Linked DNA regions of Homo sapiens: region 1 is linked to region 2. A link is a loop called in an ENCODE intact Hi-C map of the cell type or tissue named here. Cell type or tissue: OCI-LY7. All regions are shown on one strand. Links, peaks and the distances in the headings refer to the core of each region. The heading gives the core; the rest is flanking DNA. Region 1 overlaps MOB3A (MOB kinase activator 3A). Region 2 has its middle 13 kb from the start of TCF3.

The links. Peaks named below come from ENCODE experiments on the same cell type or tissue, not always from the same donor. Only the 100,000 strongest peaks of a DNase experiment are listed, where the experiment ranks them.
Region 1: a loop joins it to region 2, with 8 times the contacts of the local background. A loop is called at or near these places in 3 of 110 quality-filtered maps.

Annotation. Positions count from the first base shown.
Region 1 is chr19:2,085,512-2,090,868 of GRCh38, forward strand. The region is part of intron 1 of MOB3A (MOB kinase activator 3A); the gene reads right to left. Among named protein-coding and RNA genes, the nearest start is that of MOB3A, 8.1 kb to the right of the region's middle. RefSeq lists enhancers at 1-546, 1,439-1,678, 2,309-2,438, 3,320-3,379, 3,559-4,521 and 2 more. In OCI-LY7, for the core only: CTCF peaks have their summits at 2,495 (motif pointing left), 2,696 and 3,911; DNase peaks (open chromatin) are centred at 1,230, 1,650, 2,230, 4,720 and 1 weaker place; H3K4me3 peaks cover 3,932 bases; H3K27ac peaks cover 5,000 bases.
Region 2 is chr19:1,663,414-1,668,774 of GRCh38, forward strand. No RefSeq gene overlaps it. Among named protein-coding and RNA genes, the nearest start is that of TCF3, 13 kb to the left of the region's middle. RefSeq lists an enhancer at 3,658-4,158 and a silencer at 4,545-4,594. In OCI-LY7, for the core only: a CTCF peak has its summit at 2,255 (motif pointing right); DNase peaks (open chromatin) are centred at 2,238, 2,605, 3,558, 4,468 and 1 weaker place; H3K4me3 peaks cover 1,976 bases; H3K27ac peaks cover 4,824 bases.

The DNA of each region.
Region 1 (5,357 bases), core at 1-5,000, 420 kb after region 2:
CGGGGACCGCTGCCCCAGAGCACGGGAGGCGCCTGAGAGACAAGCCCTGAGTGGAGAAGTCAGTTCCATATGTTCTAGGTCAGTGCACAACACTGGCTCCCGGCCTGGCAGCCCAGCCCTCATACTTGGCTGGAAGATGCTCCCAGCCCAGAATCTGTCCTGCTAAAAAAGGCGCTGGGCGCGGTGGCTCACGCCTGTAATCCCAGCACTCTGGGAGGCCGAGGTGGGCGGATCACAAGATCAGGAGATCAAGACCATCCTGGCTAACTCGGTGAAACTCGTCTCTACTAAAAATACAAAAAAATAGCCGGGCGTAGTGGTGGGCACCTGTAGTCCCAGCTACTTGGGAGGCTGAGGCAGGAGAATGGCCTGAACCCGGGAGGCAGAGCTTGCAGTGAGCGGAGATTGTGCCACTGCACTCCAGCCTGGGCGACAGAGCAAGACTCTGTCTCAAAAAAAAAAAAAAAAAAAAAAAGGCAGCATCCCGGAGCCACCTTCCAAAATCTGAGTATTTATTTATTTTTACTTTCATTTATTTATTTTTTTGAGACGGAGTTTTGCTCTTGTTGCCCAGGCTGGAGTGCAGTGGTACGATCTCAGCTCACTACAACCTCTGTCTCCCAGGTTCAAGCGATTCTCCTGCCTCAGCCTCCCAAGTAACAGGGACTACAGGTGCCCGCTACAACGCCCGACTAATTTTGTATTTTTAGTAGAGGTGGGGTTTCGCCATGTTGGCCAGGCTGGTCTCGAACTCCTGACCTCAAGTGATCTGCCCACCTCGGCCTCCCAAAGTGCTGGGATTACAGGCGTGAACCATAACGCCCAGCCTCTGAGTGTTTATTTTTACTTTTTTATTTTTATTTTTTTGAGGTGAAGTGTTGCTCTGTCACCCAGGCTGGAGTGCAGTGGCGTGATCTCGGCTCACTGCAACCTCTGCCTCCTGGGTTCAAGCGATTCTCCTGGTCAGCCTCCTGTATAGCTGGGATTACAGACACACGCCACCATGCCTGCCTAATTTTTGTATTTTTAGGAGAAACTGTTCCACCATGTTGGCCAGGCTGGTCTCAAACTCCTGACCTCAGGTGATCTGCCCACCTCGGCCTCCCAAAGTGCTGGGATTACAGGCGTGAGCCAGCATGCCTGGCCTGAGGGTTTACTTTTAAACGTTACAACTGCTCCTGGTGCTGGTAGGCCACCCTCACTCCTGCTGGAGGATGGCTGCGTCTTCCCTGATCACCCAGGCGTGCATCCTGTCACTGTTTTGTGCTTTTGTCTGGTTTACATTTTTGTTTTTTTTAGAGACAGGGTCTTGCTCTGTTGCCCAGGCTGGAGTGCAGTAGTGCAATCACAGCTCACTGCAGCCTTGACCTCCCGGGCTCAAGTGATCCTCCCACCTCAGCCTCTTGAGTAGCTGGGACTACAGGCACACAACACCACACCTGTATAATTTTTGTATTTTTGTAGAGATGGGGTCTTGCTATGTTGTCCAGGCTGGTCTTGAGCTTCTGGAGTCAAGCGATCTTCCCACCTCAGCCACCCAAAGTGCAGGGATTACAGGTGTGAGCCACTGTGCCTACTGCATCTCTGACTTCTCTCGTGGGAAAGCAGACAGGCAGGAAGCAAGGCCTGCCCAGGCCCCTCTGGGCCAGGTGCTATCGAGGGCTTAGCATACTGTCCTAATTCTCCTGATAGTCTTTTCTTCTGTTTTTAGATTGACATATGACTCACATCCCACACGTTTTAACCTTTTCAGTTACAGTTCAGGAGTACAGTTACGTGACTCCTGGCACGTTTGGCGTTGCGCAAACACCACCTTTATCTAATTCCAGAACACTTTCCTCACCCCTAAAAGAAGCCCTGGCCAGCTGCAGTGGCTCACGCCTGTAATCCTGGCACTTTGGGAGGCCAAGGCAGGAGGACTGCTTGAGGCCAGGAGCTCAAGACCAGCCTGGGCAACATAGTGAGACCCATCTCTGTACGAAATAGTTAAGAAATTAGCCAGGCATGGTGGATGTGCCTGTATAGTCCCAGCCACTTGGAGGCTGAGGTGGGAGGATTGCTTGAGCCCAGGAGATCAAGGCTGCAGTGAGCTATGATTGTGCCACTGCACTGCAGCCTGGGGGACAAAGTAAGACCCTGTCTCAAAACAAAGCTAAGATCGTGTCACCTAGGGGACAGTTACAGTGATGAGACGTCACGGACACCTGTGGTGCCTGCTTCAGAGGACTCAGCCCAAAGTTTCAAGAGACAAGAGACCAAGTGTCAGAAAGAGGAAGCCACAGGGAGGAACGCCCCAAGCTACCATCCCAACCCAGGGCCACACTCCTTTCACGGAACTTTTTCCTAACCCAGGGCCGCAGGATCTGGGCTTGACTGGGCACCACCGACTTGGCACCGCCTTCTTGGCCTCCTGGATGGCTTCAGTCTGAACGTGGGGGCAGGAGCCATGCTCTGAGCCCGCCCAGTGGGAGCCAGGGGCCCACCCCAGTCTCGCCTCCTCGTGGCCACTGTGAAGAGCTCTCAGCCACACTCAGCTGCAGTGGGGGTCTCACCTGGGGGGCGATTCTGCACCCCGGGGACTCATACTGGGTGATGTCTGGGGGCATTTGTGGTTGTCATAACTGGAGGATGCTCCTGGCACAGAGTGGGTGGTGGCCAGGGATGCTGCCCAGTGCCCTGCAGTGCCCAGGATACCCCACCCCAGAGACTAATCAGCCTTGAATGTCCACAGTGCCGAGGGGGACAAAGCTTGTCCTGCGAGTGGCAAGGCCGGGGATCTAACTGTTCTTGTTTGCTTTATTTTATTTTTTGAGACAAAGTCTTGCTCTGTCATCCAGGCTGGAGTGCAGTGGCACAATCACAGCCCACTCCAGCCTCAACCTCCGGGGCTCAAGCAATCCTCCCACCTCAGCCTCCTGCGTAGCTGGGACTCCTGGCGTGCGTCCAGATAATTTTTCTATTTTTTTTCTTTTTTGAGATGGGGTCCCGCTGTGTTGCCCAGGTTGGAGTGCAGTGGTGCGATCTTGGCTCACTGCAACCTCCGCCTCACGGGTTCAAGGATTCTTCTGCCTCAGCCTCCTGAGTAGCTGGGACTACAGGTGCGCACCACCACACCCAGCTAATTTTTTTTGTATTTTTAGTAGAGACAGGGTTTCACCATATTGGCCAGGCTGGTCTCCAACTCCTGACCTCATGATCCGCCCGCCTCGACCTCCCAAAGTGCTGGGATTACAGGCATGAGCCACCACACCCGGCAATTTTTGTATTTTTTGTAGAGACGGGGGTCTTGCTATGTTGTCCAGGCTGGTCTTAAACTCCTGACCTCGAGCAGTCCTCCCACCTTGGCCTCCCAAAGTGCTGGGATTATAGACATGAGCCACGGAGCCTGGCTCTGTCTCCCTCTTTAATGAGTAATTTTTACAAATTGCCAACCTCACCACTAGTTAGTACACAGTGACTGTAGTTGTCAGAGGCTCAAACGTGTATCTGGCCATCCGTGTTTCTCCTGCTTTCTGGGGAGCACTTCCCTACGCACTCATAAACTAACCCTACAGGGGTTCATGCCGCAGCCCTGTGAGGCTGGCAGGGCAGGCTGAAAGCGAATGCTCTCATTCCTGCTAAGTGATGGTGGACCTTTGCTGTCATTAGTAAACAGGCCTGGCATTTGCTGGGGCCCTGGAGGACCTGCTCTCGTGAAACTCATCATTTCCTGGCTGGCGGGAGGGGCTCACCCGTGCTGCACGTCCAGAAGCTGAGGCCAGTTGCCTCGCCTGAGGGTGGGAGGTAAAAGGTACAAGTCTGGGCTTGAACTCAGATCCTTCAATTCTGAATCTGCTGCGTCTGCCACTAGGGCAGCGTTTCCACTCTCTGCACTGTGGACATCGGCGTGGGTCACTCTCTGGGGAGGGGCCATCCTGGGCACTGCAGGGTGCTGAGCAGCGTCCCTGGCCTCCACCCACTCCATGCCAGGAGCACCCCCAGTCATGAGAAAAACACAAATGTCCCAGACTTGGCCCAGTGTCCCCTGGGGGCAGAATTACCCTCAATTGACACCTCTTGGGTTAGGGGATTCCACGGACCCCCAAGAGACTCCGTGGCCCATGATCCTCTGCTCTGCTGAGGTCCCAGGAGGCTACACACATTGAAATCCACAGAGGGGGAGAGGAAGAGAATCCCAGGAGCTGAGGTCCCCTGGTTTACACCGTCTGCCATATTGGGAGTTTATTCTGGTGTCTGGTGTGAGCAGGGAGCAGACTTGATTTTTTTTTCCCAAATAACTAATGCAGTCCCCCACTTGGCATTCAGGGCTGGATCCTTCTCTGGGTGAGTTTGTCCTGGGCACTGCAGGTGCTGAGCAATGTCCCTGGCCTCCACCCACTCCATGCCAGGGGCAGCCCCTCCTCTAGTTGTGACAAACACAAATGCACCCCCCGCACTGCCCCGTATTTCCAAGTCCCCTGGGGGCAAAACTGCCCTGGGGCAAGACCTCAGCTAGATTGGCAGCTTCCCCTCTGATCTAATCTACCAGGGACTCCACTGAGGGGATTCTGGGGGCCCCGATACCCGATCCATCTTAGCCCAGCCAAGTCCGCATCCCCAGAGCTCCGCAGCTGCCAGGCGCTTCTGAAACCAGCATCTGCAGCCCGGCAGAGCTGGCATGGTGACTCAGGCTGCCTTGGTTCTCCAGGGCACGTAGGGTGCGACTCCCCACCCAGGTGTCCCAGCTCAGCCCATCCCTTTGTCCCCGGTGGGAATTGTCTGTGCTTGGAGTGGCTCACACCCCCGACCACTTCCTTTTTCTTCTCATTTGCCTCGTGGCCCAGAGGATGTTGGCGGGCTGAGTCAGGGATAGACCACCCTGCCCCCTGCCCCCACAGGCCTGAACACGGTGAAGATTCTGCCCCTCAACACCGGACGATGTCTGGGGACATCTGTGGTTGTCAGGTTTTGGGGGAACTCCTGGCATGGAGTGGGTGGAGGCCAGGAACGCTACTCAGCACCCTGCAGTGCCCAGGACACTCCACCCCAGAGAATGACTCAATACCCAGGGGGAGACCCTGGCCCCAGCCCCACACAGGAAGTAACAACTTCCTCCTTCCCTGTGGGACTTATGGTCAATGAAATACGACATTAAACATAGCAATGATACAAATACGTTATTTTTTTTTTTAAGACGGAGTCTCGCTCTGTTGCCCAGGCTGGAGTGCAGTGGCGCGATCTCGTCTCACTGCAACCTCCGCCTACTGGGTTCACGCCATTCTCCTGCCTCAGCCTCCCGAGTAGCTGGGATTACAGCTGCCTGCAACCGTGCTCAGCTAATTTTTGAATTTTTAGTAGAGACGGGGTTTCACCGTGTT
Region 2 (5,361 bases), core at 170-5,169:
TTTCTTTATTTTGTTTGTAGAGACGGGATCTTGCTATGTTGCCCAGGCTGGTCTCCAACCTCTGGACTCAAGCCATCCTCTCATTTTGGCCTTCCAAAGTGTTGGGATTACAGGCATGAGCCACCATGCCCGGACCCCCGCCACCCCGCTTTTTTTTTTTTTGAGACGGAGTTTTGCTCTTGTTGCCCAGGCTGGAGTGCAATGGCGTGATCTCAGCTCACTGCAACCTCCACCTCCCGGGTTCAATCGATTCTCCTGCCTCAGCCTCCCTGGTAGCTGAGATTGCAGGCGCCCACCACCACGCCCAGCTAATTTTGTATTTTTAGTAGAGACGGGGTTTCTCCATGTTGGTCAGGCTGGTCTCGAACTCCCAACCTCAGGTGATCAGCCCCACCTCGGCCTCCGAAAGTGCTGGGATTACAGGCATGAGCCACTGTGCCCTGGTCCCGGCCGCTTTTTAAAATTAAAGAATGTTTAGTTTTTCACCTCACCATAGATGCTGCATGACTGAGATTGCAGAACCACAGAACGGGCGTGGGTGGGCTTCCACCGGGGCACCCCCTCCTCCTGCAGGATCCGCACTGCCCGGGCATTTCCCTGGGGGTGGGGAGGCCTCTTGCTGTCCCAGGGTTCCCTGGGGGAAACCCCTGGTGTCCTGGGGAGGCCCCACCAGGTTGATCGTGAGCTTGAGCTCAGGGCAAGGAGCACTGCTCAGCGAGTCCACTGTGGTTGTGGTCACACGATGGTGTGAGCTCTCATCTGTCAAAGGAGTTTAACAAGAGCACCCACCAGGGTGAGTTCAATCTGTCCATCGAACGCAACAGGCCCAGGCCCCGGAGGCTTTTAGGGCCCATGAAAATGTCTGTCTTCCTTCCTCCCTCCCTCCTTCCCTCCCTCTCTCCCTCCCTTCCTCCCTTCCTTCTTTTCTTTCTCTCTTTCTCTCTCTTTCTTTCTCTTCTTTCCCTTCCCTCCCTCCCCTCCCCCCTCCCCTCCCCTCCCTCCCTCTCTCTCTGTCTCTTTTTCTTTCTTTCTTTCTTTCTTCCTTTGTTGCAGAGTCTTGCTCTGTTACCCAGGCTGCAGTGTGATGGCACAATCTCGGCTCGCTGCAAACTCTGCCTCCCAGGTTCAAGCAATTCTTCTGCCTCAGCTTCCCAAGTAGCTGAGATTACAGGTGCCCACTACCATGCCTGGCTAATTTTTGTATTTTTACTAGAGATGGGGTTTCACCATGTTGGTCAGGCTGGTCTCAAACCCCTGACCTCAGGTGATCCACCTGCTTCAGCCTCTCAAAGTGCTGGGATTACAGGCATGAACCACCATATCTGGCCAAAAATGTTTTAATTTCTTTTAAAATCAGGGCCGGGCACTGTGTGGCTCACACCTGTAATCCTAACACTTTGGGAGGCTGAGGCGGGAAGATCGCTTGAGCCCAGGAGTTTGAGACCAGCCTGGGCAATACAGCGAGACCTCGTCTCAAAAAAAAACAAAAACAGAAACAAAAAAACAAAAAGCCAGGCGTGGTGGCAGGCACCTGTATTCCAGCTACTGGAGAGGCTCAGACAGGAGGATGGTTTGAGCCCAAGAGGTTGAGGCTGCAGTGACCCAAGTTTGTGTCACTGCACTGCAGGATGGGAGACAGAGTGACACCCTGTCTCAGGAAGAAAAAAAAATTTAATCAGAAGAAAAATGATGAATAATAATTGTTTTCCGATGAACAATAATAATAACGAATTAAGGCCGGGCACAGTGGCTCTCACACCTGTAATCCCAGCGCTTTGGGAGGCCGAGGCGGACGGATCATGAGGTCAGGAGTTCAAGACCAGCCTGGCCAACATGGTGAAACCCCGTCTCTACTAAAAATACAAAAATTAGCTGGGTGTAGTGGTGGGTGCCTGTAATCCCAGCTACTAGGGAGGTTGAGGCAGGAGAATCGCTTGAACCTGGGAGGCAGAAGTTGCAGTGAGCCGAGATCGTGCCACTGCACTCCAGCCTAGGTGACAGAGTGAGACTCCGTCTCAAATAATAATAATAATAAATTAATAATAACAATTCTAGTCTCAATTTTACTTTTTTTTTTCAATAGAGGAAAGGACTCAGGATGGCAAAAGTGACTTGGTCCCAGACAGCCCTACAGGGCAGTCCTGCCCGGGAAGGAGCAGGTGCTCTCTGCTGCTGAGGCCCCTAGCAGAGGCTGGGCCTCTGGGTCTCCCAGCAGGTGGCAGGGGTGTGAGAAGGGGAGGCCCCTTTCCAGAGGCCAGGGACGGCCCCAAGGGCTGCCCGGGAGATACTGGGTCATGTGACCCCCCGGAGCCACCCCCTGAAGCTTGGTCTCAGGTTTTCTATTTGCTTCAGACTCTTGTTAGTCCCCCCCAGCTCCTGCTCCATCAGGCCTGGCCTCCTTATCACCCCGGCTGTCTGGGTGGGGGCATGGCCCCCTCGTAACCTCAGCTACCTGCAGGGCAGGGCAGAACCCCGGGTCTCCGGCCGGTCCGTGGCCGGTATGTACCTCACGCATACAGTCTGCACACTGGGCAGAGACAGACAAGAAATTCACCAGCCACTCCTCACTCCTGTCCTGACCCTGAACCTGACCCTGTCAGGGAGACCTGGGCTGAGACGGGATACAGAACTGGGTACAGGAGCCTGCAGCTAGGGCTGAGTCAGGGCAGGCCCAGGGGCACGGGAGGAATCCAGGGGACACAGCAAACTGGAGAGGGGCGGGAAGCATGTGCCCTGCACCTGGCCGGGCCCTACTTCTCCCTTCCTTCTCTTCCTCCTCTTCCTCCTCTTTTTTTTTTTTTTTTTTTTTTGAGAAGGAGTTTCACTCTTGTTGCCCAGGCTGGAGTGCAATGGCGTGATTTCAGCTCACCGCAGCCTCTGCCTCCCGGGTTCAAGCAATTCTCCTGCCTCAGTCTCCCGAGCAGCTGGGATTACAGGCACCTGCCACCACGCCCGGCTAATTTTGTATTTTTAGTAGAGACGGGGTTTCTCCATGTTGGTCAGGCTGGTCTCGAACTCCTGACCTCGGGTGATCTGCCCTCCTTGGCCTCCCAAAGTGCTGGGATTACAGGCGTGAGCCACCGCGCCCGGCCTCTCCTCCTCCTCCTTCTTCCTTCTTCTCCTTATTCGTTATTATTATTTTGAGACAAGTTCTTGCTCTGTCGCCCAGGCTGGAGTGCAGTGGCGCCATCTTAGCTCACTGCAAGCTCCGCCTCCCGGGTTCACGCCATTCTCCTGCCTCAGCCTCCCGAGTAGCTGGGACTACAGGCGCTCACCACCATGCCTGGCTAATTGTTTGTATTTTTAGTAGAGACGGGGTTTCACCGTGTTAGCCAGGATGGTCTCGATATCCTGACCTCGTGATCCACCTGTCTCGGCCTCCCAAAGTGCTGGGATTACAGGCGTGAGCCACTGCACCTGACCACACCCTGCTGATTTTTATTTTTTGTGTAGAGGGGGGTCTTGCTGTGTTGCCCAGGCTGGTCTCAAACTCCTGGCCTCAAGGAATCCTCCACTTCAGTCTCCCACAGCACTGGGATCCCAGGTGGGAACGCCCTGGCCTGGCTGACCCTGAACTTTTTTTTTTTTTTTTTTTTTGAGACGGAGTCTCGCTCTGTCGCCCAGGCTGGAGTGCAGCGGTGCCATCTTAGCTCACTGCAAGCTCCGCCTCCCGGGTTCATGCCATTCTCCTGCCTCAGCCTCCCGAGTAGCTGGGACTACAGGCGCCTGACACCACGCCTGGCTAATTTTTTGTATTTTTAGTAGAGATGGGGTTTCACCATGTTAGCCAGGATGGTCTCGATCTCCTGACCTCGTGATCTGCTCGCCTCGGCCTCCCAAAGTGCTGGGATTACAGGCGTGAGCCGCCGTGCCCGGCCGACCCTGAGCTTTATTTTGTCTCGGAGGACTCCACTGCCCTCCATGTCCGGCCTCCCGAGCCCCCTCTGCCCACCTCCCTCCAGCTGCGCTGGCCACCTCCTCGCTGCTGCTTGGACACCGTTTTCTCCCTGTGACCTCAGGGTCTGTGCCCAGGATGTCCCTCGGCCGGGAGCCGTTCCTCCCCACTCTCAGGCCCCTTTGCCGGTGTATCATCAGTTTATCGTTCCTCCCACTCTCAGGCCCCTGTTTCTCCCCCTTGCGCCTGTGGGGCTTGCCTGGCTCTGTAAGGGGAGCCCCGGGCCCAGCCTGGCCGCCCCACACCTCCAGCATCCATCTGGGGCCTGACACACAGTAGGTGCTCCATAAATGCACAGGCTAAGTTGGGGGGTTCCCCATCTTACAGGTGAGGAAACTGAGGCTCCGAAGAGGGCGGCCTGACAGGCATCTGGGAGCCCCGGCCCAGGCGAAGGTATTTCCTCCTGGCCCAGGGCGCCGTGGGGTCCCGGGGCAGCTGGTGGGGCCGCCAAAGGGTGGCCGTGTGTGTGGCGGTGGCAGCTGGGGCTCTGGCAGTGGGGGAGGGTGGGCGGGAGGCAGCAGCTGGTGGCTGGCCCCAGGCCAGCTGGAGCCTGTGCAGAGGGAGGGCGCTGGGTCGGCTCACGCTGCCTCTGGGTCCCCTTCTGAGTCCCCCTCAGCCTTTCTCGGTTGGTCTCCATCTCTGTCTTTGTCTCTCTGTCTCTGTCTCTTTCTGTCTGTTTCTCTCTGTCTTCTTTCTCTGTGCTCTCTCTGTGTCAGCCTCCCTGTCTCTGTCTCTTTCTCTTCCCCATCTCTGTCTGTCTTTTTGTCTCTGTCTCTGTTTCTTTCTGTCTCTGCGTATCTCTTTCTGTCCCTCTGTCTCTGTCAGTCTCTCTGTGTCTGTGTGTGTCTCCATCTCTCTCTGTCTCCATCTCTCTCGTTGTCTCTCTGTTTCTCTTTATCTCTTTCTGTCTCTCTCTGCCTGTCTCTCTGCCTCTCTGTCTCTCTGTTTCTCTGCCTGTCTCTCTCTCTGCCTCTCTGTATCTCTATCTCTCTGTCTCTTTGTCTGTTTCTGTTCTTCTCTGTCTCCTTCTCTGCTTCTCTGTCTCCTTCTCTTTCTGTTCCTATCTCTTGTCTTTTTCTCTGTCTCTCTCTGCCTCTCTGTCTCCCTCTGTCTCTGCCTCTCTCTCCTTCCCCTTCACACTGGGGACTCCCCTGACTGGCCCGGACAGGGGCTGGTTACACTGCTGCACCCTCTCTTCCAGACCTCCCGCTCCACCCCACTCCCTGCTGCCTGCACCCCTGCGTCAGCCAGCACCTCTGTGCTGGCATGAAGGTCTCTACCCACCGGGAGGAGCCCAGGACCCTCTCACGGGCTGGGGACCCTGTGCGCATCGCTCCCCCTGTGAGCCTGCATTTCCCCACATGCAGGGTGTTTGCAGAGCCCTCTCAGAGCGGTGCTCTGGGGAA